2 separate regions of the Homo sapiens genome follow, and region 1 is linked to region 2. A link is an interaction called in ENCODE POLR2A ChIA-PET data of the cell type or tissue named here. Cell type or tissue: OCI-LY7. All regions are shown on one strand. Links, peaks and the distances in the headings refer to the core of each region. The heading gives the core; the rest is flanking DNA.

What was found. ChIA-PET counts read pairs that join two places held together with the same protein. Peaks named below come from ENCODE experiments on the same cell type or tissue, not always from the same donor. Only the 100,000 strongest peaks of a DNase experiment are listed, where the experiment ranks them.
Region 1: POLR2A ChIA-PET joins it to region 2 with 5 read pairs; 14 of 35 experiments call an interaction of 5 or more read pairs at or near these places.

What each region holds. Positions count from the first base shown.
Region 1 is chr6:159,014,252-159,029,847 of GRCh38, forward strand. It overlaps TAGAP-AS1 (TAGAP antisense RNA 1), which reads left to right. Exons shown (of 5, transcript NR_183546.1): 2 at 11,698-11,790; 3 at 12,893-12,979. Among named protein-coding and RNA genes, the nearest start is that of RSPH3, 22 kb to the left of the region's middle. RefSeq lists a silencer at 272-472. In OCI-LY7, for the core only: no CTCF peak of the experiment used is centred there; no DNase peak of the experiment used is centred there; H3K27ac peaks cover 300 bases.
Region 2 is chr6:159,086,918-159,102,513 of GRCh38, forward strand. It overlaps LOC112267968, which reads right to left. Exons shown (of 5, transcript XM_047419645.1): 3 at 8,812-8,982. Among named protein-coding and RNA genes, the nearest start is that of TAGAP, 50 kb to the left of the region's middle. RefSeq lists an enhancer at 7,786-7,915. In OCI-LY7, for the core only: a CTCF peak has its summit at 8,864 (motif pointing left); DNase peaks (open chromatin) are centred at 7,744, 8,094 and 8,804; H3K4me3 peaks cover 1,832 bases; H3K27ac peaks cover 2,322 bases.

The DNA.
Region 1 (15,596 bases), core at 7,381-9,880, 72 kb before region 2:
TAAGACCTTTATTATAGGGAATTTATTATGAGGAATTGGCTCATGGATTGTGGAAGATGAGAAGTCCCATAGTCTGCCATCTGCAAGCCGGAGACCCGGGAAAGCTGGTGGTACAGTTCCAGGCTGAGTCGAATGGCCTGAGAACCAGGGGCACTTGATGGTGTAAGCCCCAATTTGAGGGCAGGAGAAGACTGATGTCCCAGCTCAAGTAGTCAGGCAGAGGGAGCAAGTTCTACCTTTCCAGGCCTTTTGTTCTGGCCTGCAATGGACTGGGGAAGGAACACTGGGGAAAGCAATCTGCTTTACTCAGTCTATGATTCCAGTGTTAATCTCATCCAAACACCTTTACAGACATACCCAGAATAAGGTTTATCTATTCAGGCATCTTGTGGTCTAGACATAAAATTAACCATCACAAACAACATGCATTTATTGTGCTCAAGGGTTCTGTGGATCTGGAATTTCAACAGGGCACAGGAGGGAGGGTTTGTCTTTATTCCCTGGTGTCTGAGACCTCAGCTCAGTAAGACTCAAGCTGGCAATGACTTGGTAGCTGGGGGCTGGAAGCATCTGGAAGCTCTTTCATTGCCCTGCCTGGTGCCTGGGTTGTCATGACTTGAATACTAGGATTACTGAGCGGAGCAGTCACCAGCTTGCCCAGATTCAGAGAAAGGGGGACACAGACCCCAACCTCAATCAGCAGAGTAGCAAAAGAATTTCTGGCCATACTTTCCAAAACGACCTGGTAATAACTTGTTAACATCGGTTTTCTTTGGCTCATAGGATTTGGGATGGTGTTCTGTGTTGAACTGTGTCCCGCCACCCCCTTCCAAATTCATATGTTGAAGTTCTAACCCCCACTACCTCAGAATGTGACTATTTGGAAATCGTGTGTTAATTACTTAAGTTAGAATGAGGTCATACTGGAGTGGGGTGGGCCTCAAATCTAATAAAACCAGTGTCCTTATAAGAAGGGGAAATTTGGATACAGATTTGCACACTGGGAGGACACCATGTGAAGATGAAGGGAGAGGTCAGTGTAATGTTCTGTCAACCAAGGGATGCCAGAGATTGCCAGTAAAACACCAGAAGCTAGCTGGGAGGTGTGGAACAGACCCTTCCCTCACAGCCCTCAGAAGGAACCAACCAGCCCTGCCAACACCTTGATCTTGCACTTCTGGCCTTCAGAACTGTGAGACAAAAAATGTCTGTTGTTAAACCATGCAGTCTGTGGCACTTTGTTATGACAGCCCTCGCCAACAAATACAGATGGTTTTAAGGTTTTTTATACTTTTCATATTTTTGACAGGGAACATATATTTCTTTAATAATGAGAAAAATAGATTTGATTTAATTTAATGTTTTCAATTTCTTTGTTCCGTAAAAACATGAAAATATGCCAAAATCTTTCCATGGTTGTGTCTAGGTAATGTGACTACAGGTAATTAAAAAAATCCCATCTACTGAAAACGTTTTCTCTAATGAGTATGTGTCACCCTTATTATGGTGAGGAAAAGAAGGCTGGAAAAGCCACCATGGGAAGTAGAAAGAGCACCTGCCCTGGGTCCCACTCCGCTGGGGAGTAGCTCTGAGTCCGGCTCCCAGTGTGTAACAGGGGGAGTCTTCCTCAGTGTTGGGAGAGGCAAATGCATGCATCTATGCAGACACACACAGAATCCCGGAATCCAGTATCTGGCGCTGGGGCCTGGTGAGCTGCACTTTGCCTCCATTCTCCACAGTGTGGTTTACAGCCTGTGGCTGTGATTACGAGTGGTGGTGGAAGATGTCAGTACTTTAAGATATACATATATATATTTTAAAATATCTATATATGGATATATATATTATATCTATAATATATAGATTATATATCACCTATATATAGATAATATATATATAGAGTACTATATATATATAATCTATCTATCCATCTATATGAGAGAGAGAGAGAGAGACAGAGAGAGAGACAGAGACAGAGTCTTGCTCTGTCACCCAGGCTGGAGTGCGGTGGTGTGATCATAGTTAATTGCAGCTTTAAACTCCCTGGGCTCATGCAATCCTCCCACCTCAGCCTCCTGAGTATCTGGGGCCACAGGAGCATACCACCATGCCTGGCTAATTTATTTATTTATTTATTTTGTAGAGAAAGCATCTCCCTTATGTTGCCCAGGCTGGCCTCAAACTTCTGGGCTCAAGTAATCCTCCTACTTTGGCCTCCTGAAGTGCTAGGGTTACAGGCATGAGCCACCATACCTGGCCACAAAAAATATTTCAACCACAATCATGTCTCTTTTCATGCTGACTTACCTCGTTGAATGGCCCTGGAGTGGTCATGGGGATTTTAGGACTAGGCTAAGGGAAAGCTGACTTATGGATATATTTAGTTTGATTTCAGTGAATGTCTTAATCCATTTCAGCTGCTATAGCAAAATCCCATAAACTGGATGGCTTATAACAACAGAAATTTATTTCTCACAGTTCTGGAGGCTGGGAAGTCCAAGATCATAGCACCAGCAGATTTGGTGTCTGATGAGGGCCCCTTTCCTGGTTACAAATGGCACTTTCTCTCTTAATGTCCTCATGTGGTGGAAGAGGTGAGGGGTCTTTCTCAGGCCTCTTCCATAGGGCACTAATCCCACTCATGAGGGCCCCAGCCTCATGACCTCATCACCCCCCCAAATGCACCACCCCTTAGTAGCATCACCTTAGGGGTTAGGATTTCAACCTAGGAATCTTGAGGGAACCCAAACATTCAGGCCATAGCAATGGGATTTACTTATGTGCTTTGCAATCACTTCCTTAAGTAGGTAAGTTATTCATAACTATCCTGGGGTGGGAGGGGCTTTCAAAGATAGTCCTACTGACCACTGTGCCTACTCACCAGGCTTGTGACGTGTGCTACGAGAAGAACACTTTTTGCAGAGCCTAACATTGGCAGTATGTAGGTAGTAGAGGAACATTTGAAATATATAGAACCAGCAGTCTGCAGGTATTTTTCCAGATTTTATAGCTCCTATATGAAAAACACTTGGCAGAGATTTCTCCAAATTTGTCAATAATTCTAACAATTTACATGACATTATCAATGAGTTGAGAAGCTGAAATAAATTATTCTAAACTATTAATGTTGGAAAGAACTCCAAATTTTAGCCAAATTAAAGGAAAAACAACTTTTATTCTCACTAGAGAAAATAATTTTAAATCTTTATTTTTTAGGAAAAAAGTGTTTTAAAAGAGCATGCAACTAAAAAAGATAGGAAAGGGAGCACTACCGAAATGTCCCAGGCAGTTAGTAAAAATGTTATTTCATATTTTGGTGAAAAATTTTGTTTGCTGTATTTGTCAGCGTTATTAAATTTATGCTTTATGTTTTTTTGTTCTAGATACATATTTGTGTTTATGATTAAATTTGCATTTGTAAGTTTGCCTTCTTTTTCTTGTAGAGAGCCTCCAAAATTATAAAAACACAGAGCCCCTCAAAATCTGAGTCTGACCTGAAGGAGCCCAGCTTTCAAATCGATCCTTGTTTTCCCACAAAGTTGTTATTTGAGTCTGATGCTACTATTTAGAATTGTAGGTTCTCTGTTTTTCCATTTCCTACAGAAGAACTCAGATTGAGAAAAGCTATTTACCAATCATTTCCTTTTAACCTAAAAGGTTTCAGTGACTCTCTCTAGCAAGAGTTTGAGGGTGCATGCTATTTACCTAGTCAGAGCAAAACCATGATTCAGAGTGTGAGAAAATGGCTCTCATTTTCCTAGGAAGTTTTCAATATAAAAACATGCTGTGCTTTTGAATGAAAAGTAAAATTTAAAGCCAATGGATGGAAATTTCTTGTAAGAAGATGTAAAAAACCCCTAGCTGTTTCTATTCTTGAAAATAAGAGTTGTTTTTTCACAGGGTCTAAGACTTGAATACATTTTTTCGAAATGAATTTGGCCTGTTGTATTAAGGCCTGTGATAATACGATTTCATTCCTTGGTGCAGCTCCTTAAGTACCTTCCTTCTGTAGCCACTGTGCTTTGGTGTTTTAAAGTTAAAAAACTCAGGAAAAAATAGTCTTGGGTCATAAAATTACATTTGCATATATGGGGTTTTAATTTGAAGCCAGGGGTTTCTTTGCCTTTATCTCTGATCAAAGATAAGCTTCACTTATTTTGCTGAACTTATTCTGTGGTTTAAAAAATATTTCCTGTTTTAAAATATAACAGATCTGTTACAGAAAGAACATAAACTAAGTATCCAGCCTAGAATATTTGTCCCCTTTCCCCTATGCTGGGATGGAGAAAAAGAAAAGAGCATGTCTTCAGAATACAGTAGCCTTATGTTAAAATGTCAGCTCCATCTTTCATTAGCTGTGTGACCTTGGGCAAGTTACTTAGTCTTCTCATCTATTAAATCATGCGTATTAATATTCATCTTGTGAAGTTGTGAAAATTACATGATAAATTAAAAACAAGAAAACAATCAAAAAACCTTTTCCCATCTAGTTATAGTAAGTACCTGGCACAAAAAGGAACTAAGCAAACACTTAAAATATGAGAAAGATAAGGCCTTAAGCCTGCTCCTGAGGAGTGTGGAATCTGGAATATGGCAGAAAAGAAGGATCAAAGGGGAAGGGTTAAATTATGGAGCATTTGAAGTTGGTGCATTTCGAAGGAAGTGGTGGAAAGAAGTTGAGTGATTCTAGTTTGGAGAAAGTTTTATATAAAGCTGAGGAGTAAGTGATAAATTACATGTAGGGGACCACTGTTATATTTTCTTGGTTGAATTAAAGAGTAGAAGTTCATTTATTTCTTTATTCTTTTATTAATTCAACAAACATGTAGTGAAATGTTTAACATGTGCCAGGAAGTTTTTTTAGTTCTGGAGAATACAAAGAGAAAGGAGACCCATTTCTCACCCTTAAGGAAGTTATAGTCTACTGGGAGGAGAGAAACAGGAAAAAATGGTAGATATTAAAATGTGGGGTACAAAAGAGAAAGGGAGGGAGGTGGGGTCTGTGAGTTCTTTAGGTGTCAGAGGTAATTCTTGAGCTGAGGTGTCTGCATGGCTGCGAAGGTCCGGTGGCAGGGTGTGTGGACTGTGTAGACATTGTAGGTAGGGAACTGGAATGAACGAAGTCCCAGGTGTACATCAGCTTTGCATGTGTGTGGGAGCTGCTCCAGAGTAACAGCATGTGGGGTCAGTGATGGAGGGCTGGCTTGCATGCATCAGCACAAGCCCGTGAGGGGCCACGTCAGGGAATAATGACAGTGGCTGTGGCAGTGACTCCAAGAACAAATAGATGTAACCTAGGGCAGGGGTCCCTGATGCCTGGGCCACGAACCGGGTACTGGGTACTACTGCTCTAGGGGAAGGTCTGAAAGACCAGGTGAAAGGGTGGGATTTGAAAATTTTGGGAAACATGATGAAGGTGGGGTTTGGAATGTGAGGCTTCCAACTGTATATACTGCTCAAATTGCATGAGGAGGTGGCGCATGCCTGTAATCCTAGCACTTTGGGCCCAGGAGTTCAAGACCAGCCTAGGCAACATGGCGAAACCCTGTCTGTATAAAAAATACAATAAAAGTAGCCGGGCCTGGTAGTGGACTCCTGTAGTCCCAGCTACTCAGCAGGCTGAGATTGGAGAATTACCTGAGCCCAGGAGGTTGAGGCTGCAGTAGGTGCCAGATTGAGACTGTTTAAAAAAAATTGCGTGGGGAAGACAGCTGAGACAAGGATATTAAATAAGAAGACATTTTATAAGCCTGGCCATTTGAAGATATAGGCTTAGACCAGTAGATTGTAATTTAAATTTTACTTTTTTATTTTCCAACTCTTTAATCTCTAGGAATAACTGGAAATTTTAAGAAGTTACTATCTCTGCTATGGGGATGGATAGTCAGACAGCAATGTTCACAAATTACTCTTGAAACTTGATGCAAACAACCTGTTTAAAAACTGATGTAACGAGAGGAATTTCATGGATGCAAATGAACACCTGTGAAAATTCTTCGGCAAGAACTGTTTCATTTAGCAACACCAGGTTAGCAGTTTGAGAGAGGATCTTTTTTGGGTCTACATGCCCAAATTTACAGACTGTTTTGCTACTTGAATCTGCCATAATGTTTGTTGAATAAATAATCTCTATCTTTGAGGGAGCTGTTGAATTTTTTTACAATCAAAATCCTGAAAGGAATACATTTAGATTGTATGCATCTCAATGTGCTCCGAGGCCTGTGGATGTTTGCTGTTCTTTTTAAAGAATTTAGGCATCTTAACTCTTGGCATATAAAATTATTCTTAGGAACGATATGGATATAATTCAAGTGTAATACCACCTATACATTTGCCAGAAATCACAGATATATATGTGTGTGTGTGTGTGTGTGTGTGTGTGTATATATATATATATATATATATATATATATATACTTTTTCTCATTTCTAGTAACAATGAAAATCCTGTAACTTTTTGCTACAGATGAAAATAACTGGGATCATGAATGAAATGACCAGATGGTTGCCCCATCACCTAACAGTGAGGTGCCCCCGCTTGAAATGTTGCCCCCGCTTGAAATGTTTCTGGTTTCTTTTTTTTTTTTTTTTTCGAGACAGAGTCTCGCTTTGTCACCCAGGCTAGAGTGCAGTGGCGCGATCTCGGCTCACTGCAAGCTCCACCTCCTGGGTTCACGCCATTTTCCTGGCTCAGCCTCCCTAGTAGCTGGGACTATAGGCGCCCGCCACCACGCCTGGCTAATTTTTTTGTATTTTTAGTAGAGACGGGGTTTCACCGTGTTAGCCAGGATAGTCTCGATCTCCTGACCTCGTGATCCACCTGCCTTGGCCTCCCAAAGTGCTGGGATTAAAGGCGTGAGCCACCGCGCCTGGCCAACATGTTTCTGGTTTCTTAAGACTTTAGTATATTGTTCTTAACATTTATTTGGGATGTATTTGCATTTTTGGAAGCTGACCAGTTTCTACACATATCTAAATGCCTCCTTACATTTGACAGTACATTTAACATGCTAAAGTACTTTTCTTAGATATGATCAATTTTATCCTTGAAATAAGCCTATTGGGAGCCATGGACACCAGCTCATTGTGGTGAGGACGCTGAACTCAATGGTGCAGATACAGTGGTGAAGGAGACACACACCCTGTGGTATGGTGGAGTAGACTCCTAACAGACCAACCCTGCCACAAATATAGCAACTATAAACTGGACAAACTACCAAAAGTAACTACTTAAGAGACCTGGGAAGTGAGCAAATGCAGGCAGAGGGGAGTTGAATCTTGGAGGAGAGTGTGAGTTTCCTGTTTTTCAGCCTTGTCCAAAAGATGGGCCCTGGTCACAAAGTGTCTGGGGGTGGCTAAAACTCCCATAGAAAGACTGCCATGTTTCTGGTCTAGGGAACCAGGGGCTGGAGCCTGGGGCAATCATGGCCACGAGAGTGAGGGAGAAATCCCAGAGAGGACAGAGCCAGAGAAGGGGGCACCCAAATGCTGTATCTGAACTCTGCCCAAGTCTCTAGCTGACCCGTGAACCACATGCACACAAACCAGATTCAAAGCCACTTGCAGCTAAGGTTTGGAGTACTGAATTGAGATTTGAATGGCCACTCACCATGAGAGACATGGAGTTTACAGCCTTCAGTGTAACCAAGTCAATTGCTTGTTAAAACAAAGTATCAACAGCCTTGGAATGAATACAACAGAATTTAGAGTCTTGACTTATGAAACATCCACCATGTCCAAAACTACTCAAAATATGAAGGACCAGGAAAATGTGATGTATTGGCAACAAAGAAGTTAATAAAAAGAGGTCAATTTCAGATGACCGAAATGTTGAAACTATTAGTCAAGGAATTTAAAGCAGCTATTGTGCTCAATAGAGTGAAAAAAATGCTCCTAATAAATGAGAAGATAGGAACTTTTAGGAAAGAAATGGAAAATATATAAAGAAAATATACAAAAAGGGGAAATTTTAGAACTGACAAATACAATACATGAAAAAAAAATTGCTGGATGGGCTCTAATAGCATAATGGAGATAGAGAGGAAAGAACCAGTGAATTTGAAGATAGAGCAATAGAAATTGTCCCATCTAAAGGAGGAGGAGAGGAGGAGGGGGGCGGGGGAAGGGAGTGAGAAACATAGAGAGCCTCAGGAATGTGTGGCACAATATAAAAAAAACTGATATTATGGATAGTTAAAATATCAGGAAGAGAGGAGAAAAAGAATGGGATGGCAAATATTTGAAAAAATAGTGGCTGAAAACATCCTAAATTTAATAAGATGTTTACATTTTCTGATTGGATAAGCTTTGTGAATCCCAAATGGGATAAATACAAAGAAAAACAAACTAGACACATCATAGTCAAACTACTGAAAACAAACAAAAAACAAAGAGGAATCTTAAAAGCGTAAATAAAAATGACACATTTTATATATAGGAGAATAATGATTTCAATGGTTGTGGACTTCTCAGCAGAAATTATAGAAGTCAGGGACAGTCGAATGAAATTGTTGAAGTGCTTAAAGAAAAAACTGTCAGCTTAGAAATCTCTGTCTAGCAAAAATACCCTTCAAGAATGAAAGCAAAATGAAGACATCTTCAGATATCAGAAAACTAAGAGAATTCATCACCAGAAGACCTGCACTTCCAGAAGCTAAAGAAAGTTGTACAGACTGAAGGGAGATGATATGAGAAAAGGAATAAAAAGCATAAAAAATTATAAATATTGGAGTAAACATCAAAGACCAATTTTCCTCTTAATTTCTTTCACATATGCACAACTGTATAAAGGACATAATATTGACTTAAGGTTTATATCACATGTAGATAGATTTTATGGCAGCTATGGCATAAAAGATGGTGGCAGTGTTGGTGGTGTGGCCGGGGAGGGTAAATGGACCAGTAAAATTGCCAGTAGACTGAGAAGTTAAGGGATTATATTATAGTCTCTAGAGGAGCTTCTAAGAAATCATGCAAAAGACTAAAAGACCAATAGGTAAGTTAAAATGAAATTATAAAAATATTCACTTAATCCAAAAGAATATAGGAAAGGGAGAACAAGAGGGACTAACAGCAGAGGAGACAAACATAAAGCAAATAATAAAATAATACAGCATAACCAATTAGTTTTATCCCAGGAATTCAAGGTTTGTTTAACATTAGAAAATCAATATAACTCACCATATTAACAGAATAAAGGAGAAAAACCATCTGATCATTTTCATATGTAGATAAAAAATATGACAAAATTTGATATCCATTTATAAGAAAAATTCTCACCAAACTGACTATGAAGGACTTCTTCAACTTCATAAAAAGCATCTATGAAAAACCTACGGTGAGCATTATACTTAATGGTGAAATATTAAATGATATTCTACCAAACTCAGAAAAAAGGCAAATGTGCTCATTTTTTTTACCACTTCTACTCAATATTGAATTGGAGCTTCTAGCCACTGCAATAAAGAATGATAAAATGATAAAGATTGGAAAGAAGGAAGCAAAATCGTCCTTATTTGCAGGCAATACGATTGTTTACATATGATTGTTTTCTACATCCTAAGGATCTAAAAAATAATTAGAAGTAGTATATTATTCCATTCTCACACTGCTATAAAGAACTACCTGAAACTGGGTCATCTTTGAAGAAAAGAGTCTTAATTGACCCACAGTTCCACAGGCTGTACAGGAGGCATGGCTGGGGAGGCCTCAGGAAACTTACAATCATGGCAGAAGGTGACAGGGATGCCAGCACGTCTTCACATGGTGGCAGGTGAGAGACAGAACGAAGGCGGAGGTGCTACACACTTTTAAAAGAAGCAGGTCTCATGAGAATTCCATCACAAGACAGCACTAGAAGGATGGTGCTAAACCACTAGAAACCACCCTTATGATTCACCTTTCACCAGGCCCCACCTCCAACACTCAGTATCACAATTCAACATGAGATTTGGGTAAGTACACAGAACCAAACCATATCATTTTGCACCTGGCCTTTACCAAATGTCATGTCCTTTTCACGTTTCAAAAAACAATTATGCCTTCCCAAGAATCCTCCAAATTCTTAACTCGTTCCAGAATTAACTCAAAAGTCCCAGTCCAAAGTCTCATCTGAGACAAGGCAAGTACTACTCCTCTGCCTATGAGCCTGTAAAATAAAGAAACAAGTTAGTTAGTTCCAAGATACAGTGCAGGTACAGGCATCGAGTAAATGCTCCCATTCCAAAAGGGAGAAATTGGCCAAAACAAAGGGGCTATAGGCCTCTTGCAAGCAAAACCCAGGAAGGCAGTCATTTAATCTCCAAGCTCCAAAATACTCTCCTTTGACTCCATGTCTCACATCCAAGGCACACTGATGCAAGGGGTGGGCTCCCAAGGCCTTGGGCAGCTCTGCCTCTGTGGCTTTGCAGGGTACAACCCCCAAAGCTACTTTCATGGGCTGGGATTGAGTGCCTGCAGCTTTTTCAGGCGAACAGTGCATGCTGTCAGTGGATCTATCATCCTGGGGTCTGGAAGATGGTGGCTCTCTTCTCACAGCTCCATTAGGCAGTGCCCCAGTGGGAACTTGGTGGGAGCTCCAACCCCACATTTCACCTTCACACTGCCCTTGTAGAGGTTCTTCATGAGGGATCCAGTCCTGCAGCAGACTTCTGCCTGGACATCCGGGTGTTTCCATACATCCTCTGAAATCTAGGCAGAGGCTCCCAAGTCTCAACTCTTGCCCTTTGCATACCCACAGGCCCAACACCATAGGGAAGCCATCAAGACTTGGGGCTTACACCCTCTGAAGCAATGACCTGAGCTGTACTGTGGCCCCTTTTAGCCATGGCTGAAACGGGAGCAGCTGGGATGCAGGGCACCATGTCCCAAGGCTGCACAGAGCAGTAAGGCCCTGGACCTGGCCCACGAAACCATTTCTCCCTCCTAGGCCTCTGGGCCTGTAATAGGAAGGGCTGCTATGAAGGTCTCTGAAATGTCTTAGAGGGATTTTCCCCATTGTCTTGGCTATTAATATTTGGCTCCTTTTTACTTATGTAAATTTCTGCAGCTGGCTTGAATTACTTCCCAGAAAATAGGTTTTTCTTTTCTACTACATGGCAGGTTGAAAATTTTCCAAGCTTTTATACTCTGCTTTCCTTTTAAATATAAGTTCCAATATCAAACCACCTCTTCGGAAATGCATATGAGCATATGCTGTTAGAAGCAGCCAGGTCACTTCTTGAATGCTTTGCTGCTTTGAAATTTCTTCCACCAGATACTCTAAATAATCTCTCTCAAGTTCAAAGTTTCACAGATCCCTAGAGCAGGGGCACAATGCCACCAGTCTCTTTGCTGAAGCATAGCAAGAATGACCTTTACTCCAGTTCCCAATAAGTTCCTCATCTCCCTCTAAGACCTCCTTGGCCTGGACTTCATTGTCCATATCTCACTATCAGTATTTTGGTCAAAGCCATTCAACAAGTCTCTAGGAAGTTCCAAACTTTCCCTTATCTTCTTGTCTTCTTCTGAGCCTTCCAAACTGTTCCAACCTCTGCCCATCCAAAGCTGCTTCCACATTTTCAGGTATCTTTTGTAGCAATGCCCCACTTCTCTGATACCAATTTCCTATATTAGTCCATTCTCACACTGCTATAAAGAACTATCTGAGACTGGGTAATCTATGAAGAAAAGAGGTTTAATTGACTCACAATTCTGCAGGCTGTACAGGAGGCATGGCTGGGGAGGCCTCAGAAAACTTACAATCATGGCAGAAGGTGAAGGGGAAGCCAGCACATCTTCATATGATGGCAGGTAAGAAAGAATGAAAGGGGAGGTGCTACACACTTTTAAAAGAAGCAGATCTCATGAGAATTCCATCATGAGATAGCAGTGGAGAGATGGTGCTAAACCATTAGAAACCACCCCCATGATCCAATCACCTCCCTCCAGGCCCCACTTCCAACACTCAGGGTCACAATCCAACATGAGATTTGGGTGGGGACACAAGAGCCAAACCACATCAAGTAGTAAGTAAATACGGCAAAGTATATGAAATTAAAAATACAAAAATCAATTCTGTTTTCTTTTTTAAATTTTACAGGCAGGGTCTTGCTCTGTTTACCTAGGCTGGAGTGCAGTGGCACAATTATAGCTCACTGCAGCCTCAAATTCCTTGGCTCAAGCAATCCTCTCACCTCAGCCTCCTAAGTTTCTGGGACTACAGGCATGTGCCACCATACCCGGCTTATTTTTTATTTTTGTCAAGATGGTCTCACTCTGTTGACCAGGCTGGTCTCGAACTCCTGGCCTCAAGTGATCCTCCCGCCTTGGCCTCACAAAGGATGAGATTTCAGACATGAGCCACTGTGCCTGGCCAATTCTATTCTTATATTTTAGCAGCAAACCACTGGAAAATGAATTGAAAAGCAATTTCATTTATAATAGGTTCAAAAATAAAATATTTAGTAGTACATTTAAGAACAGATGTACACAGGTGTATATCTACATTTAGATGTACACCTGTTACACGTAACAGATGTACACATCAGCATAGTGTATTATTAAACTTTTAGATTTTTGCTTATCTCATGGGAGAAATAGTGTCTTCGTGTAGTTTAGTTTTTTTAAAAAAATGAGTGAACTTGTGTATCTTTTCAAAAGTTAAAGAGCCATTTGCTTTTTTTTTTTTTTAAACATATTTTAAAATAGAGAGTGGGTCTCACTATGTTGCTCAGGCTGGTCTCTTAGCTTCTGGGCTCAAGCTGTCTGCCCACCTCAGCCTTCTAAAGTGCTGGGATGACAGGCATGAGCCACCATGCCCAGTTCCATTTGCTTTTCTTTTTCTGTGTATTGGCTGTTCGTATCCCTTGCACATTTCTTATTGAGTTTTGTTCTTTCCCTTATCTTTTTACAGGAACTTTATATGTTATAGAAGTTAGCCCCAAGAATGAAATCGTGTCCTTTGCCAAAACATGGATGGAGCTAGAGGCCTTTATCCTAAGTGAGTTAACGCAGGAACAGAAAGCCAAATAGTGCATGTTCTCACTGATAAGTGGGAGCTAAACTATGGGTTCACAAAGGCATGCAGAGTGGTACTGTGGACATTGGAGACTCAGAATGGGGGAGGCTAGGAGGGAGGTAAGGGATGAAAAAGTACCTGTTGGGTACAATGTACACTACTTGGGTGACGATGGGTCCACTAAAATCCCAGATTTAACCACTGTACAATTCATCCATGTAACCAAAACCCACCTGTACCCCAATGCTATGAAAATAAATAAAACCAAATTAGCTCTGTTTCTGTTAGATGAGATGCAAATATTTTCCCAAGTTTGTCCTTTGTCTTTTGACTTTGTTTATGGTGTTTCACTCATGCAGATGTTTTTTATTTTCATGTTTTTAACTTGTCATTATTTTCTTTCATGTCTTCTGGATTTTAAGTCATGTTATCAAGGCTTTCCCACTCTGATATTATAAATGAATTTTTCCTCATTTCTCTTAGAACTTTGATTCTTTCACTTCCCACATTTAACCTTCCACGTATCCAGAATTTCCCCTAGCATAAGTTGATACGGTCCCAATGTTTCTTTTTTTTTTTTCCCAAATGGCCACTCATTTATACCAACACCATTTATTGAATCGTCTATAGTCCCCACTGATTTGAAATGCCAGCTTTACATACCAAAGTCCTGTATGCATTTGCCTCTGTTCTGTTTGGTAGGTCTATTCAAGCTCCAGTTCCCAAAAGTGTTGAGTGTCGCTTAAAATCTAGAAGGGCTGGTTTCTAGTTTTCCATAATTGCTCCTCTTTTCTAGTGTCCTCTGTCCTATTAGGGCTTATTGATTTTTAAATATGATTTGTGGATTCAGTTTTCTTTAGTTCTAGTGAGCAACAAAAACAACCAAGAAAAAAATAAAAAAAACCCTCCCTGTTTTCCTTTCTTTCTTTCTTTTTTTAATCAAGATCACCTTAAGTTTAAAAATTAACGTAGGATAACTTGACATATTTTATGATTTTTATGTTACTCTCCAAAAATATAATAAGTGGTTCTATTTATTCAACTCTACTCCTTTGTCCTGCAGGAACATTTTGTTTCCTTATCAAGTCTGATATTGTCTTTTGGTCTGAGATAGACATATTTAAAAAAATTGTGTTCATTGATTTCTATCTTATTAAAGACTGGTTTTGCTAACTTTGTTCCTATCTATTTTTTGTGAACGTACATGGGGCCTTTTCTTTTGCTATATTTTCTAGCTATTAGTATGTACAGAGGCTTTTGATTTCTGTGTATTTATTTTATACCTTGCTTGCTCAGTGTGTTTTATTTCTAGTAATTTTTGTTATTAGTTGATTCTCATGAATTTTCCAGATATCCAATTATATAATTTGTAAATAGTCATAGCCTTACCTCCTCTCCTACAATTTTTGTTTCTCTGATTTCTTTCTCTTGTCTGGTTGCTTTAGATAGTACCTCCAGAGTGTGTTAGATAATAAAGGGAAATAATGCCAATCAGACTTTTTTCTGACTTCAAGGGAGTTTCTAGTGTTTCCTTATTAAGTCTGATATTGCCTTTTGGTCTGAAATAGACATATTTTTTTAAAAATTGTGTTCATTCATTTCTATTTTATTACATATATTTTTAAAAAACCTCAAAAGGCCTGGTGCAGTGGCTCACACCTGCAATCTCAGCACTTTGGGAGGCTGAGATGGGAGGATTGCTTGAGGCCCGGAGTTCAAGACCAGCCTGATCAACATAGTGGGACCCTATCTGTATTATTTTTAAAAACATAATAAATAAAAACCTCATAATGGAGATTAAATTTTGATAGGGCTTGTCTTACTATCTATGGATCTAATCATGTTACTTTCCCTCTAACTTATTAATATGATATATCATATTAATAATTCCTACATCAAGTCATATTTGCATTTTGGAATAAATGTCACTTGGTCATCATATATTCTATTAGATAATATTTTATAATTTTTACATCAATATTTGTAAGACTGATCTGTAATTTTCCTTTTTGTGTATGTGAAATTGTTACTGGGTTTTGGTAGCAGTTATAGTTGCTTTATCAAGATAATTTAAAAGTTTTTTTTTTCTTTTTCATAGTCTAGGTAGTTTAAATAGCACTGGAATGATCTGTTTTTTAAAGATTTGGAAGAAATCCTGTGAAACCAACTGGACTTAGGGAATTAGGGAGAGTGGTTGGCTAGTTTCTTTGTTTCATCTATGAAATAAATCTGCTTAAGATTTTTCTGTTTTTTGTAATCAGGTTGGTAAATTATGTCTTCCTAGAAAAATGATAATCTCATTCATATTTCAAATATAGTTGCATAGCGTATTCAAATATATTAATACAATATATAATATAATATATATTAATATAATGTATATTATGTATTATAATATATAGTACTTCAAATATATTTGCATAGAATATTCAAATATATTTGCAAAGTAGTCTTTTGATTCTTCTAATTTTCTGTAGTTATTGTCCCATTAGCATTTCTCATGTTGTATGTTTTTAATTTCTCCCTTTTCCTTGCTTAGATTAAGCAGAAGTTTGTTTTATTTATTTTTTCAGAGAGCCAGCTTTGGTTGTATTTATCA
Region 2 (15,596 bases), core at 6,540-9,039:
TAACTAAACTAAAAAGCTTCTACACAGCAAAAGAAATAATCAACAGAGTAAAGAGACAATCAGTTGAATGAGAAAAAAATATTTGCAAACTATTCTTCTGACAGGGGACTAATATCCAGAATATACAAGGAATTCAAACAACTCGACAGGAAGAATCAAATAATCCCATTAAAAAGGGGGCAAAGGACATGTATAGATATTTCTCACAAGAAGGTATACAAATGGCCAAAGATATATGAAAAAAATGCTCAACATTGCTAATCATCAGAGAAATGCAAATCAAAACAATGAGATATCATTTTACCCCAGTTAGAATGGCTGTTATTAAAAAGAAAAAATAAGAGATGTTGGCAAGGATGTGAAGAAAAGGAAACTCTTATACACTGTTGGTGGGAATGTAAACTAGTACAGCCATTATGGAAAACAGTATGGACATCTCTCAAAAAACTGAAAATAGAATTACTATTCTATCCAGCAATTCCACAACTGGGTTTTTAGCCAAAGGAAAAGAAATCAATATATAAAGGGATCCTTGCACTCCTATGTCTATTACAGCACTATTTACAAGACAATGATATGGAATCAACTAAGTGCCCATCAACAGAAGAATGGATAAAGAAAATGTGGTATATATACACAGTGGAACCCTATTCAGCCAGAAAGAAGAATGAAATCAAGTCATTTGCAGCAATGTACCTGGAACTGGAGGTCATTATTGTAAGTGAAATAAGCCAAGCATAAAAAGACAAATATCTCATGTTCTCCCACTTAGATGTGAGAGCTGAAATATCTGATCACATGGTGGTAGAAAGTGGAAAGAGAGAACAGAGATGGGAAGGGTGATTGGGGTAAAGGGGTGAGGATGAAGAGAACTGGGTTAAAGAACACACATACAATTAGATAGAAATAAATTCAATTTGTAAAAAATAATTTAAAAAATTAGAGATGGGATCTCGCTGAGTTGTCTAGGCTGGCCTTAAACTCCTGGGCACAAGCAATCCTCCCACCCTGGCCTCCCAAAGTGTTGGGATTATAGGCTTGAGCCACCGTACTGGGCCTAAATTCATTGTTTGGTAGCAGAGCAGGATGAGTATGGTTAAACAAAAATGTATTGTACGTGGGTGATGGATATCCTAAATACCCTGACTTGATCAGTATACATTATATACATGTAACAAAATTTCACATGTACCCCATACATTTGTACAAATAAGAAAAAAATATTTTAAATGTAATCTACTGTTCCTGTGGATGGAGGTGACTTTTTCCATGAAGCCAACAATCTCAAGAAAAAAATTGTTAAATAATATGTAAAATGAAAGTTAACATCAGCTTTCTACTTCCTTAAGATGTCAAAAATAAGCCAGAATTTTTTAAACAAAGTTTAATAATTCATCTAAGTAAGTTGTCACTTGACAAATGGCAACATACCGTGAGGGAGTATTATAACTCTGGGACTTGGGCAGGCATGCAAGGTGCGATGAAGAAGAGATACCAACTTCACAGAGCTGCTGTTGGCTACTAAATACATCAAGACGTATGAAGCGATAAACCTGGTGCCTGGGCCATAGGAATGATCGACCTTGGTATTAAAATTTGGCATAGGCTAAGTGGAGATGGGTGGTAATGAGGTCATCCTTCATAAGTGTCCAGCGGGGAAGACAAGATTCAGGACAGCCATGGACATTTGGATGTTTATGACACCAGGGAACAAGCCATGATGAGAGCTTTTATACATTTTATCACATGTAAAACGTTTCGTGAATAATTAGGAATAAATATGAATCTTGTTATGTCTGTTTCTATTTTATCAACTTGGATCATTATTAAAGATGTTCTTTTTGCCTGTTTGCCAAATTATTTTGTTTTGAAAACAATTTTATAGCATTGCAATTGTGACAATTTTTTTCAAAATAAGTAACTCATAAAATGAATTTGTTTATTTATTTATTTTTGAGACAAAATATTGCTCTGTTGTCCTGGCTGGAGTGCAGTGGCATGATCTCAGCTCACTGCAACCTCCGCCTCCCGGGTTCAATCCTCAGCCTCCTAAATAGCTGGGATTACAGGCGTGCGCCACCATGCCTGGCTAATTTTCATATTTTTTAGTAGAGATGGGGTTTCACCATGTTGGCCAGGCTGGTCTCGAACTCCTGACCTCAAGTGATCTGCCCGCCTTGGCCTCCCAAAGTGCTGGGATTGCAGGTGTGAGCCACCACACTCAGCTCCATAAAATGAACTTAGATGTACTCAAACTTTCACATCATCTGTAATTACATTAAATAGTGATTGAGAAGAGTTAAAATTTAGTGAATGAATTGAGCTTATGTTTTTTAAAATCTTACTTTAATTTGATATTTTATGTTATACTTACACTAATATTAGCTAATAGTTTACTTAGCTCTGTAATAGCTTTTAGTAGGAAAAGTATTTTGAATGCAAAGGTATGCTGATGTATGTCCCACAGTAAGACACAATTAGACACTGATCGCTCATTATCACCAGTGACCTCTATGATGCCTGATCCAATCCCCAAATCTCAGTGCTCACATTACTTGACTTGGGTATGGGATGTCCATAAGATTCTTTGTCAAATCTGCCTCCTTTTGAGAGCAAAAGGGAGCCTGATAAGTAATAACACCAGGACGAAAGCAGATGTGAGCTGGGACCTTCCTGGGCAAGCCAGTATAAACGACTAACCCTATCCCACAGCAGCATTTGCTGAAGTTGCTCACTCTCTCCTCCTTGATGCACTTTCTTTACTTGGTTCCAAAATGCCACAGTCTCATGATTGTCCTCCCACTCGCAAGCCTCTCATTCTTGGCCTCCTTTGATGATTTCTCCTCTTCTCCCCAACCTTTTAATGTTGAAGTATCCAAGATATGGTCCTTGGTCCCCTTTTCATTTCTCATTACACTCAGGGCTTTAAATATAATCTGTATGTCAATGAGATGGTTTTAAAAAATATGTCCACCAACCCTTGTTGACTGGTTCTAGTGAGTAGATGATGGCAGAAATGATGGGATGTCATTTCCAAGATGAGGTTATAAAACTACTGTGGTTTTTATGTTGGGTACTCTCTCATTCTCTTTCGGCTCACTCATTCTGGGGTAAGCCAGGGGCCATGTGAGGTTCACAGGATGAGGATCTGAGGTTTATTAACAGCCACACAAGTGGGCGTGGAAGTGGATCTTCCAAGACCTGCACCACCTGTGTGAGTGAACTTGGAAGCTGATCCTTCCTCAAACTCGCCTTCAAATGAGGTAATGAGGTCATCCTCATTACCTACTAGACTACCTGTTAGACAGGACTGCAGCCCTGTCTAACACCTTGACTGCAGTTCTAAACCAGAACCACTCAGCTACATGGCTCTCAGAAACCCAACCCACAGAAACTGTGGGTTAATAAATGATCCTTGTTGTAAGCTGCCAAATCTTGGAGCAAACTTGTCCAGCAATAGAAAACTAATATGGGCGACTCCAATATCCAACTGCCTCCCACCATTTTCCTTCAGACGTCTAACAGCATCTCGAGCCCACACGTCCAACACTGAACTGCTGATCTCACAGGTCCAGAACCTGCTTCACTCCACCCTTTCTCATCTCAGTGGACGGCAACTTCATCCTTTATTATATTATAACTCTGTGACTTGGGCAAGCATGCAAGGTGCGATGAAGAAGTGATACCAACTTCACAGAGCTGCTGTTGGCTACTAAATACATCAAGATGTGAATTCCAGGCCAGGGAATTTCAGTCCTCTTTGATTTTTCCCAAAAGGGGAGAAAGCCCCACCTCCAATTTGGCAGGTTGGTCTCACCTTCAAAATGAACTAAGAATCCAGTCCCGTCTTACCGCCTCAGCTGCAGTTTCTCCAGTCTGAGCCACCATCATCCCATGCCTGGATTTTCTGCAGTCATCTTCTAACACTTCCCCTTCTTCCTACCCCTGGCATCTCCCTGAGCCCTACACTATTTTCAGCAAAGCAGCCAGACCGAATCTTTTAACACAGAAGTGAGATCATATTATTACTCTGCTGTCATTTTTTTCAATGGCTTTCCATCTCACTCAGCAAGGAAAACAAGCCAAAGCCCTGCCAAGGCCCATGAAACTCTGTTTGATCTGCCGCCCGCCACCTGCTGACCTCCTCCTCTGTCCTCCTGCTCTTGCTCCCTCCCCTCCATCCCTGCAGGCCCGCCTGCAATTCCCCGATGTGCTTGGCACGCTCCACTCTCTGGCCTTCTGCTCTTGCTGTTTCCTCTGCCATGAATGCTCTTCCTCTGGATATCTGCTTGGCCAACTCCATATTTTTGCTCAAAACTCCCTTTTGCAATGAGGCCCACATAGGCCACTCCAATATTGCAACTAACCACTCTCTTGCTGTGAATTGCCAATTCCCCTTGCCCAACTCTCCTTTCCCCCCATGGCACGTACCACCTTCTAACAGACTAGATCATTTACTATGTTTCTCATCTATTTTCTACCTCCCCTGGCTGGCACATAAGTTCCACAAGAGCAGGACTCCTTTTCTATTTTATCCCAAGTACCTAGAGTAGTGCCTGACAGTATACCACAACCTATGGAATACAGCAAAAGCAGTACTAACAGGGAAGATTATAGCTACTAAGTGCCTACATCAAAAAGGAGGAAAAACCTCAGATAAGTAATATAACGATACATCTTAAAGAACTAGAAAAGCAAGAGCAAATGAACCCAAAATTAGTAGAAGAAGAGAAATAATAAAGCTGACAGCAGAAATAAATGAAATTGAAATGAAAAAAATACAAAAGATCAATGAAGTCAAAAGATGGTTTTTTTGAAAAGTTAAACAAAACTGACAAACTTTAGCCAGACTAAGAAAAAAAGAGAAGATCCAAATAAATAAAATCAGAAATGAAAAAGGAGACTTTACAACTGATACTGCAGAAATTGAAAGGATCATTAGTGGCCACTATGAGCAACTATACGTTGATAAATTGGAAAATCTAGAAGAAATGGACAAATTCCTAGATACACACAACCTACCAAGATTGAACCAGGAAGAAATCCAAAACCTGAATAGACCAATAACAAGTAATGAGATGGAGGCCATAATCAAAAGTCGGCCAGTAAAGAAAAGGCCAGGACCTGATGGCTTCACTGCTGAATTCTATCAAACATTTAAAGAAGAACTAATACCATTCCCACTCAAACTATTCTGAAAAACAGAGGAGGAGGGACTACTTCCAGACTTATTCTGTGAGGCCAGTGTTACCCTAAATTCTTCAAAAATCAGGTTGTTGGATAGTTCAGCCTTTGTGAAATGAGAAAGGCAGGTTATGTCCACAAGTGAATGAGAGCATGGCATGAAATTCACACTGAATTTACACTTTCAGCCTAAAACAAATAAAGCGATTTATTTAAATTCACAGAAGATGTGGGAGATGTACTTTTGCAACTTTTATTTTAAAAAATAATGTTGAAGTTGTGTCTATTTTATTCCAAAACATGATTTTTGGCAAAGAAATAAGATCTTTTGTGGAGCAAAGTGAATGTTATTAAATATAGGTAAATGCTGGTAAATATATCCAGTAAAGGTCTTAAGCTTGGATGTTCCTTAAATATGTCTGATGATTTAAAATATATTAAATCCATCACAGGGGGCAGCCAGGGCCAGCTCCATGAACAGGTGACCTGTGCAGCCCCTGGGTCCCCAGGCTTGGAGACCCCTGTGGTTGGTTTATCGTTCTGCTCCTGCTGTCTTAAAATTCCTATTACTCTTTGAAAAAAGGGCACTGTCTTACAGATTGTGTAGCCGGTCCTGGGGGTGGTTATTATCAATTGTGAATGGCTATTGCCTCAATGGAAAAGAATATTTCAAAACCACTTGGGCAAGTTATGAAATATGCCTTTGTATGTCATACTGTTTATAGTAAAACACAACTGAAAACACTTCCCTTCGCCTGTGGAGTCACTGGCTGTGCTGTTCTTGTCAATGGATTGCCAAGGCTCTCCTGGACGTTTATTCGCTGAACCTAATTGCACAGATCTGAAAACAACCATGTGGTCATAATTCACAAGGCTTTAAAAATCAGGTATCTAGTCCTATAAAAAACAGTAAAACTTCTTTAAGATAGTTCCTCATTACACATATTGGAATATGGTACCAAGTATATCTTGAAAACTTACAGCTGAAGATTATACTAAAAATAGAAAAATTAAATAAATTTCCCAAACACATGAGTCTCACTCTTTGAATTCAACAAAACCAAAACACCACACAAAGTAAAGAGTCAATCATGATTCCTTCCCTTTGTCCATGAAGGCTGGCAGATTTTTTAAAAATTAATTAATTAATTAATTTTTTTTTTGAGACGGAGTCTCGCTCTGTCACCCAGGTTGGAGTGCTATGGCTGGATCTCAGCTCGCTGAACCTCCACCTCCTGGGTTCAAGCCATTCTCCGGCCTCAGCCTCCCGAGTAGCTGGGATTACAGGCGCCCGCCACACACGCCTGGCTAATTTTTGTATTTTTAGTAGAGATGGGGTTTCACCATGTTGGCCAGGTTGGTCTTGAACTCCTGACCTCAGGTGATCTGCCCGCCTCTACCTCCCAAAGTGCTGGGATTACAGGCGTGAGCCACCGCGCCCAGTCGAGGCTGGTGGATTTTAAACCTTTCTGCTACATTATAAACTCTCTGAGAGCTTGGACTCTGACTCCAGAGTATGGCAAAACGGCTTGAGTGGAGCAGACCCTCTGTGTGCCGGGAGCCATTAGCTAATAAGTGATTGAGATTCATTTCAGGCTGGTGGAGGAGACTGAGATCTCTTCTCTGGTCTTCTCTTTTTGTGAGTGGGTGGGGCCTCAACCCTTCTTGGAAAGCACATCAGAAAGCGACTCTACTTCATAGGAAACACTGCACACACGTGCCAGCCGGTTCTAAACTCTGATCTTGTAGTTATTCTTTCAATCCCCACCCCAATCCATCCTGTGAGGAAGATGCTATTTTTATCTCTACAGACGAGAAGACAGAGACACATAGAGCTTAGTCACAGTTGGTAAATGGCGGAGAGGAGATTCAACCCCCGCCTGGGTTCCAGAGTCTGCGCTTTGATCCAGTTTCCCGGGGCCATGTCCCCCAGCATGGAGAAGAGCTGGCTCAGGAGGAGGGGGCACAGCCTCCCAGGTGGTCGGAGCAGCGCGGGCGGAGGCGCAGAGGCAAGAAGGAGCTGGTCTCTTTGAGGGCGAAGGCGGTTCATAGGGTGTGTGCACATCTAATCCCTCTCCTTCGAGAGTGCCGCCACCCTCATTCTTAGGGAAGGGGCGGGGAAGGGTTCCTGGGATCGTCATCCTACCTAAGCACCCCAGTGAGTGTTCAGTTCCCTGCCGCAGCTAGTGCCCTGTGCCCAGTGGGAAGCCACGTGGCCAGGCCTAGCGAGATCTCCGGGCGCGGTGGCCCGTGTGTGCCTCTAGCCAGGCCGCCGTGGCCAGGGCTTGGTGGTGTGTTTGACGCTAACCTTCCATGTCAACTCTGTGCGTTTCCCCAACACCCCGCACTGACCCTGTCCTCCTGGCTGCTGGTGACCCCTGACTCCCTGCCTCCTGACTGCTGGTGAGCATGCTGAGTCTGTTTAGAGGGGCGACTCGGGGAGTTCCTGAATGCAAAGTGAGGGGTGGTTCAGGCCACACACCTGTGAGTGCCCTGGGTACCAGCCCGCGGCCCAGAGCCTGGCTCAGGAGCTCAGCTGGGGCGCTCGCGGAGACTGTGACAAGTGTGCGTTCTGAGCCGTGGCAGGATTTCCCCAGCTGCTGTTTGTGCCTCCCCGGGGCTTTCTCAGGTCTCTGAAAACAACATATCCCGGGCTGGGATACGGGGGGAGGATGCCAGATGGGTTTTGAATTCTTTGAAATCTCCAAGCACCTAAAAAAATAATCACGGTGGGTAGGTGTGGGAAGCTCTTTAAAATGTGGCACATTTCCCCCAAAGCTTAAAATAGAGCTTTTCAAGGGAAATTAAATGGAAGTATAAAAATATGTAAATGCTCTTCCTTCCTACAAAACAGAAATAATGTTACAGGCATCACCCCGGGGCCCCAGGCCCCTCCGTAGTCAGCACCAGCAGTGCCAAATATGGCCCATGGCTCTGGGTTTCCTCCCTATATTGACTCTGACCAGGGACATCAACACTTCCCCCAGGGGACCCCACTATTTCTCTGATATGTTCTATTTGCCTAATGTCTGTGTTTATCCCTCGTTTTTTTGTTTTTGTTTTTAAACTAGTGTGGGATTTTTAGAAGGTTGTCACATGTTCCTTGGGCCTGTAGGTTTCTTTGTGAAAAATATACCACGTCCTGGGAGTTGTGGCTCCAGTCCAGAGGCTGCTCTAATGCACACATTGAGGAGGTGTTCATTGCAGAGCTTCCCAAAGAGAAAAATGGTGCAGGTCATGTTAACTCAGTTATCGACTTTCTCAATTTCTGATTTCAACTTTATTGCTATAAACACATTATTCACTTTTAGTCAAACCAAAAAGTCAAGTTTGCATAGGGCTTTTTTTTTTTAAATGATGGATTTTCTTTACTTTTCTTGTCCTAGTTTTCTACCCACTACCTGTGTGATGTTGTCCCAGGGATTCAGCCTCTGGGTGCTTTGCTTGTCAAAGAACAGGGAAGAAGGACGGAGCCACCTAAGCCTGTGCAGGCTGGAAGCGCTGGTAACGTGGGCCAGGCTGGGTCCCAAGCTCTGGGGCCCCTTGCAGTGCCCTTGGGTGTTGCTAGGGTCTTGGAAAGAGATTGAGTTTTAGGAGAGAGCAAAGCGATGACTGCCACCAACTCACCTCTGCTTGGCAATGACCAGCCAGTCCCTGAAGAGGAAGAGGTGCCTCCTGGTGGTCTCAGGGCCCTGGGTCAGCACCATGGGGCTGTGAAGGACAGGCTCAGCGTGCTTGAGGGGCAGGCCCAGCTGCAGGGACAGCTGCTCGAGGGTCACTGCGGATGCCAGGCTCTTCCTGAGGGCGGGGGAGAGTGGGATCAGTCCTGAGGGAAGAGGGTTCCCCAGGGAGCTGGCGTGCAATGCCTGTGATGTCTCCAAACACCAAGTCACCACTAGTGTGGCTTAGTCAGAGTGGAAATCAGCAGGAAAAAAGTGCAGACTTTTTTTCTTAAAATTTGAACTTAAACAAAATGAATTTACAATAAAGCACAGCAAATTGAGTCAAATTGTTGGACCTGATTCAGGTTATAGCTAATCACTGCTAGTAATGTCAATGCTAAGGATTTCTGTGAGAATTTTAACCGAAGGCAATACTTTCCAAATATTTTCATGCCATAGCACACACAGCAAAGATAGCATTTATATCACACTCTGAGGGAAACTGAGGCAGCCAAAGGCCTACCGGCCCACCCAGGCTGGCCCACACACAGAACGGAGAGGGTCAATGCCGCGGCTTTGGTGTAACTCATTTGTGGCACATGGCTTAGGAAGCTCTGACGTATTCCTTTGATTAGCAGAAGTTTTCCCTAAAGGTTAAAAAGGTCAGGGTTTCCCTGCTGCTAAGTCTAAACAAATGTCTCTCAATTCATGGTTTTCTTCCATAGAGTAAGTTAGCCGCAGAGCAGATTAAACATCACCTGTGAGACTCAAGCGGTCATCATTCATTCATCTGGACTCCAGCATCTTTTCCCTGTGCTTCCTACAATTCTAGAGTCACCTAGCTCCTGTTGCCCTTGAAACATGTTCTCCTCCTGGTCCTCTACCCTGTGTCTGGGGCCGATGGTGAATTTAGGCCATGAGGGGTCTGTCCCTTGGCCTGCTTTTCCAGTTGCTTTACCGCCACTCCTTTCCATTCTAAACACAGCAGTACTAGCTCTCGCAGGCACATCTCCATTACCCAGGGAATCAAATGTGATATTTGAATAAAGATGAGTTGGGATACGTTTCTGTTATTTAAAAGGCAAACATTAAAACATTTTGATACTCGGCTGCGTGCAGTGGCTCACGCCTGTAATCCCAGCACTTTGGGAGGCCGAGGCAGGTGGATCACTTGAGGCCAGGAGTTTGAGACCAGCATGGGCAACATGGGGAGATCCCCATGTTCAAATATTTCGCCCACATCGCCAGAGGCTCTGTAAAGGCCGCATGTTTTCATGTGCTCTAAATCTGCAGATGGTTGGGATGGCTGGGGCGAGAGGTCAGAGCTTTGACCCACATTGTGTTTAAAGAAATATTTGTGTATTTGTCTCTACAAAAAAATACACAGATTAGCTGGGTGGCATGTGCCTGTAGTCTCAGCTACTTAGGAGGCTGAGGTGAGAGGATAGCTTGAGCCCAGGGGGTTGAGGCTGCAGTGAGTGGGGATTGCACCATAGCAATCCAGCCTGCGTATGAGATCCTGTCTCAAAAAAAAAAAAGCAATACTCAGTGTTTTCCAAAAATCAATTAAGTGGCATGAGTCTTGGATTTCGTGCCCTGATGATGGGTTCCCGCTCTGGAGTGGGACTCTGCTCTCTGGCCTTTCCACCCCGCAGACACCTCCCACAGCCTTGTGAATAAGTCAGAGCTTTCTCTCCATCAAGCGGGGGTGGGCGTCTATAAATGATACAGCCCAAAGGAAAGCCTGGGCGGCTCTGAAGTGGTGGTGTTTCAAGTCTTGCTGGTGGTTAGTTTGCTATTTAGGGAGAGAATACAATAGAGAAATTGGGTCTCAAACCGTAATGCATGGGAACTAGAACTCTCTGCTCTGTTTTTAAATGGCTTCTGCTTCTCTTTGAATTTATTTGGAAACATGTCTGGCTATTTCCATATATTTGAGGGATATATAACTCCCAGGTATGGAGCAAACGTTGTCTCTCCGGCTATACCCATCAGAGCCTGCTTCACTGCCTAGCCCAGAGACCACCCTCAAACGCCTGAGGGGAAAGTCAATGGTTGAAGTGAGTGCTTGGGAGTGGTGGGACCGTAGAAAATGGTAGAAGTTGTGCTGGGTCCAAAGGGACAGCCCATGAGGGCCACATAGGAATGCGGGCCCAGTGTTACTGCCAATGATTTAAAACGCCAGTAAGCCGACATTCTATTAAATGTCCATTCATTCTAAACATTTCTTTCTTTTTTTTTTTTTGAGATGGAGTCTCGCTCTCTCACCCAGGCTGGAGTGCAGTGGCACAATCTTGGCTTACGGCAACCTCCGCCTCCCGGGTTCAGGCAATTCTCCTGCCTCAGCCTCATGAGTAGCTGGGACTACAGGCATGTGCCACCACTCCCGGCTAACTTTTTGTATTTTTTTTTTTAGTAGAGACGGGTTTCACCGTGTTAGCCAGGATGGTCTCGATCTCCTGATCTCGTGATCTGCCCACCTCAGCCTCCCAAAGTGCTGGGATTACAGGCGTGAGCCACTGCCCCCGGCCCTAAACATTTCTTTAAACACAATGTGGGTCAAAGCTCAGACCTTTCGCCCCAGCCATCCCAACCATCTGCAGATTTAGAGCACATGAAAACATGCGGCCTATACAGAGGCTCTGGCGATGTGGGTGAAATATTTGAATATTTAAAATAAGATGTTATGAACCAAATTGAGAGGAACAGATCTGTATTTGTCAGATAATTATTCATTTGAGCTTGAAAAAGCATGCACGTGTAGATAATCCACATCCAGTCAAGTGAAGTAGGTCAAGTTTCTTTCCTGAGTATTCTGCTTGCCAGGCACCTGTCCGCATGTCAGTCTTGGTCTGCCCACGATTTTTGTTTTCTTTCCCCTCTCCTTTGATCGCTGTTCCTCCTCATGCTCCCTGGCCAGTCCCCCGCCCTCCAGCCCTATTTTGCACTTCCTTGTGATCCCAGGAGAACTGTACACTTGCCGGGGTTAATTTTTCTGACACACACAGAGACCTAATTTGGTGATGTCATTAAAAAAAAGCACTCGTGTTAACCATATTTCACAACAAAGGCGCCTCAGCACTCTCACCGGAGGGGAAATTTTTTTAATGCACTGAAATAGGAAACAAGTGACGTGGCGAATACCTGGTGAACGGAAACAACTGTGCCCTTTGCCTTTCCATGCACTGATGAATTTCCAGCGGAGTGGGGCCTGCTGGTGGCTTCGCACAGCGAAAGTGCCGCCGGGCCCTGCTCCATGGAGACCTGATCTTCTCTCCCCAGAACTTCACATGGGAAATGATCTAGTCAACTGGGGCCCTGCTGAGTTCAGCATCAGCTCCCAGCCTGAATAGACTTCAGGAGCCTGCTGGAAGTGGGAGAAGGAAGGGTGGTCACAGGTGCACCCTGGGAGTGGGTGGCGAGGCCTCTTAGGTCAGTTTGCCCAAGTGTGTGCTCCTCCGATCTGAACTCCCAGTATTTGACTGTGGATTTGGCATAAAGGTATGGAGAGTGGCTCAGTATTTGGGGGCTCTTTGAATTACTGGTGACTTTGCAAAAGAAAAAAGTGCAGTTAAAGGGATTTCAGCCATAAGAAGCCTGACCTGGAAACCATCATTTCCTGGCATCTGGGGTTTCGAGGCAACACAGCTGTGGGTCCACCATTCCACACAGCCTGGATTAACCTGCATTGGAGGCCCCCTGCATAAAGTCATGGCGCATACAGCTCTCCAAAGTCACGTTGTGTGGATGCAGTTGCCCTGAGGTATAGGTACAAGCCTGTCATCCATTGCTAAGCACCCACAGCATCTCATCTCATTTCTGGCAAGATAATCAGGTTTTGATTGGCAAGATAATCAGGTTTCATTTTCAAGCCAGGTGTGGTGGCTTACACCTGTAATCCCAGCACTTTGGGAGGCCGAAGTGGGAGGATCACCTGAGGCCAGGAGTTTGAGACCAGCCTGGGCAACAAAGTAAGACCCTGTCTCAAAAAAAAAAAAAAAGTTTAAATTAGCTGGGCCTTTAGTCCTAACTGCTTGGCAGACTGAGGAGAGAGGACTTCCCTCAGGAGTTTGAGGCTTCAATGAGCTATGATAGCACCACTGCACTCCAGCCTGGGTGACAGAGTAAGACTCTGTCTAAAAAAAAAAAAAAAAAAAAAAAAAAAATCAAACTTGGTCCTCAACCTATGGCATGAATTACCATTTTCTTCAACAGGGCTAACACTGACTGCCTGCCATGTGCCAGGCTAATCTCTTTACCCTCATTCTTTCTCAATCCTTACAACACTCCTATACAATTAGGGCCATTTTATAGATGAAGTAACTGAGGCTCCGTGATGTTAAGCAATCTGCAGACCTCTCAGCTGGCAAGTGGCAGGGCTGCGAGCTGGAGTCAGGCCTGTCTGGCTCCAGGGACTTTCCCTTCTCCACATGATCAAATGTTGCCTTCTGGATATTTTTCATTTACTTCTTTTTTCTCATCCACTGACGTTCCACACTCCTGTGGCATGTTGCCTGCATTACTTCAATAGTTTCTGCTATTTTCCTTGCATCAGACCTTAATTCCCTCAACTCTCTGTCCCCCTCCATCCTCCCTGTCACTGCCCGAGGAATTCTCTCAAATATGTATGCCTCAATCACTCCCAGGCATCAGAGCCCACAGGACTCCTCAGTCCCTTTGATCGATCTCGCCAGGCTCTGTGTGCTAACCCTGGCCCCTCTCTGCTGCTTGCCAAGAGGCCCTCTCCGCATTTCAACCCAGGGACCACTTGCAGCCTAGAGTGGGTGTCTCCCTGCAAACCTGTGTCACCTACTTGTCTGGCTCATCTGCCTGTCTCGTCTGTTGTAACGCACGTGGTCTCTTTCATTTCCACAGCCCCAGCATAGTGCCTGGAAGTGGGACGTGCAGGCACTATGGAAAAAGGACTTGGGTGGTTCCGAAGGGAAACCAGGCAGTGGAGGCAGAGGCAGGGAAATAGAACCACAGTGAATGGATGAAACCTTCACAGATCTGTTGAACGACCTTTGATCTTTTATGTGCCTTGCTTGATTTGCTTTCCACTGAGGTCACCTGCATTTCTCTCAACCTATCCTAGCCCTCACCACAGCCAGTCTGAAGTCAGATGGCAAAGTTGTGGAGTGTTAGAAAAAGCAGTGGCTGGTGGAGCAAATGGGGGTTGGGGGAGTGGTGGGGACATGACTCCCCCTTGAGGGCCCTGCCCAGCTGTTCCACAGCAGCCTGGCTGGCCCCTTCCTAGGCAGCCTCTTTGTCTTAGCAGCGTCTTTCCAAGGTCAGCAGGCTCTTTCGCGATAAGAGCGGACATTGCTGAGCCCTGACTCTGTACCCGCCGGTGTTCTAGAAGAACCTGCACTTGATCCAACAAAGCAGAGAGTTCTTGGGTCCTTTTCTTTCCTTTTCCTTTCTGAAACTGTATAATAAACACATAAAAGTAAAAAATATTTACAATACCTTATAACAAATGCCAGATGCTATGTATTCCCTGTCTACTGGCTGGCTGTTTTGGTTTTTCTATTGAGATTTTGCTCTTGAGTGGTAGTAAAATGCCATTTTCCCTCTGTGATTCTATCATTAGTTTCCCAATAATTTCTTTAATAATAATAATATTTGGTATTTTAGAAGGTTTAGAGTTCAGAGCACTTTCCCCCTCATCATCTCACTTGATTTTAATTCTCGTCTACCTCATGAATAGGGCAGGAATCCTCACCCCCTGCGTACAGAAGGGGGACCAGAAGCTCAGAGAAAGAAGGGGCAAACTGAAGGAATCACTGGCAGCAGAAGGACATAAATCAGGCCCCAGATTCTCAGTTTGCCCTGTTGTGCACATCAACAATTCTTATCTTTTCATTACATTTGTTGATTTGGTTGATCTCATCAGAGACCGTCATCTAAAGAGTCAGTTGTATTCAGGCCATGCCAGAATGTTCTGTTTGTGGACACAGTGAGCTAAGGCGGTGCCTCTGGGCTCAAGAGAAACGCCGCAGCAGGGCAGGAGGCAGGACCATGCTGCCCATGTGTTAGCTCGTCTGCAGGGCCAGGCGTGTGGCGGGTTCCAGTCTCCGAGTGTGGTGGTAGGCTCAGCGCTGGGAAATTTCACGTCTCAACACATCTCTTGGGAAAAAGGACTTGGGTGGTTCTGAAGGGAAACCAGGCAGTGGAGGCAGAGGCAGGGAAATAGAGCCCCAGTGCATCTGCAAGTGTAGCTGAGGGTGCAGCGTGGTGGAAGCACTTTATAGTCTACACCAGGATTTCTTAAACAGGAGTCTGAGGATTGCTTCAAGGGGGAGAGGGGCAGAGATTGTTTTTTTTTTTTTTTAAAGAAGCAGATTCTCAAAGGGCTTCATTCATGTCCTCCCAAATATTGAGGACTCACTCTTTAGTAGGAATTCCATGAATAAAGGAATAACATATGACATCTGAAGTGGAGTTGTCCCTTATTATCCTGTTTGTTTTCAAGGTAGCCTCACAAATTCAAATGGCGTCCCCTGCACCCTTCAAACTCGCCCTGGCATTCAGAACGCTGCTATTCTCTGCTTGGAAGGGTCCTCGCCTGGCACAGCAAACTCCCATGTTTACCAGAATCCGACTCAAATCTCACCTCTGGGTGGTGCCTCCTTAGACCCCTGGGAAGACCTGGGTACCCTCCTCTAAGCCTGCCCAGCACCCTCTCTGTCTCTAACACCTGTCTCCCTGTCCTGTAGTGACTTGCTCACCTGTCACTATGTTGGAACA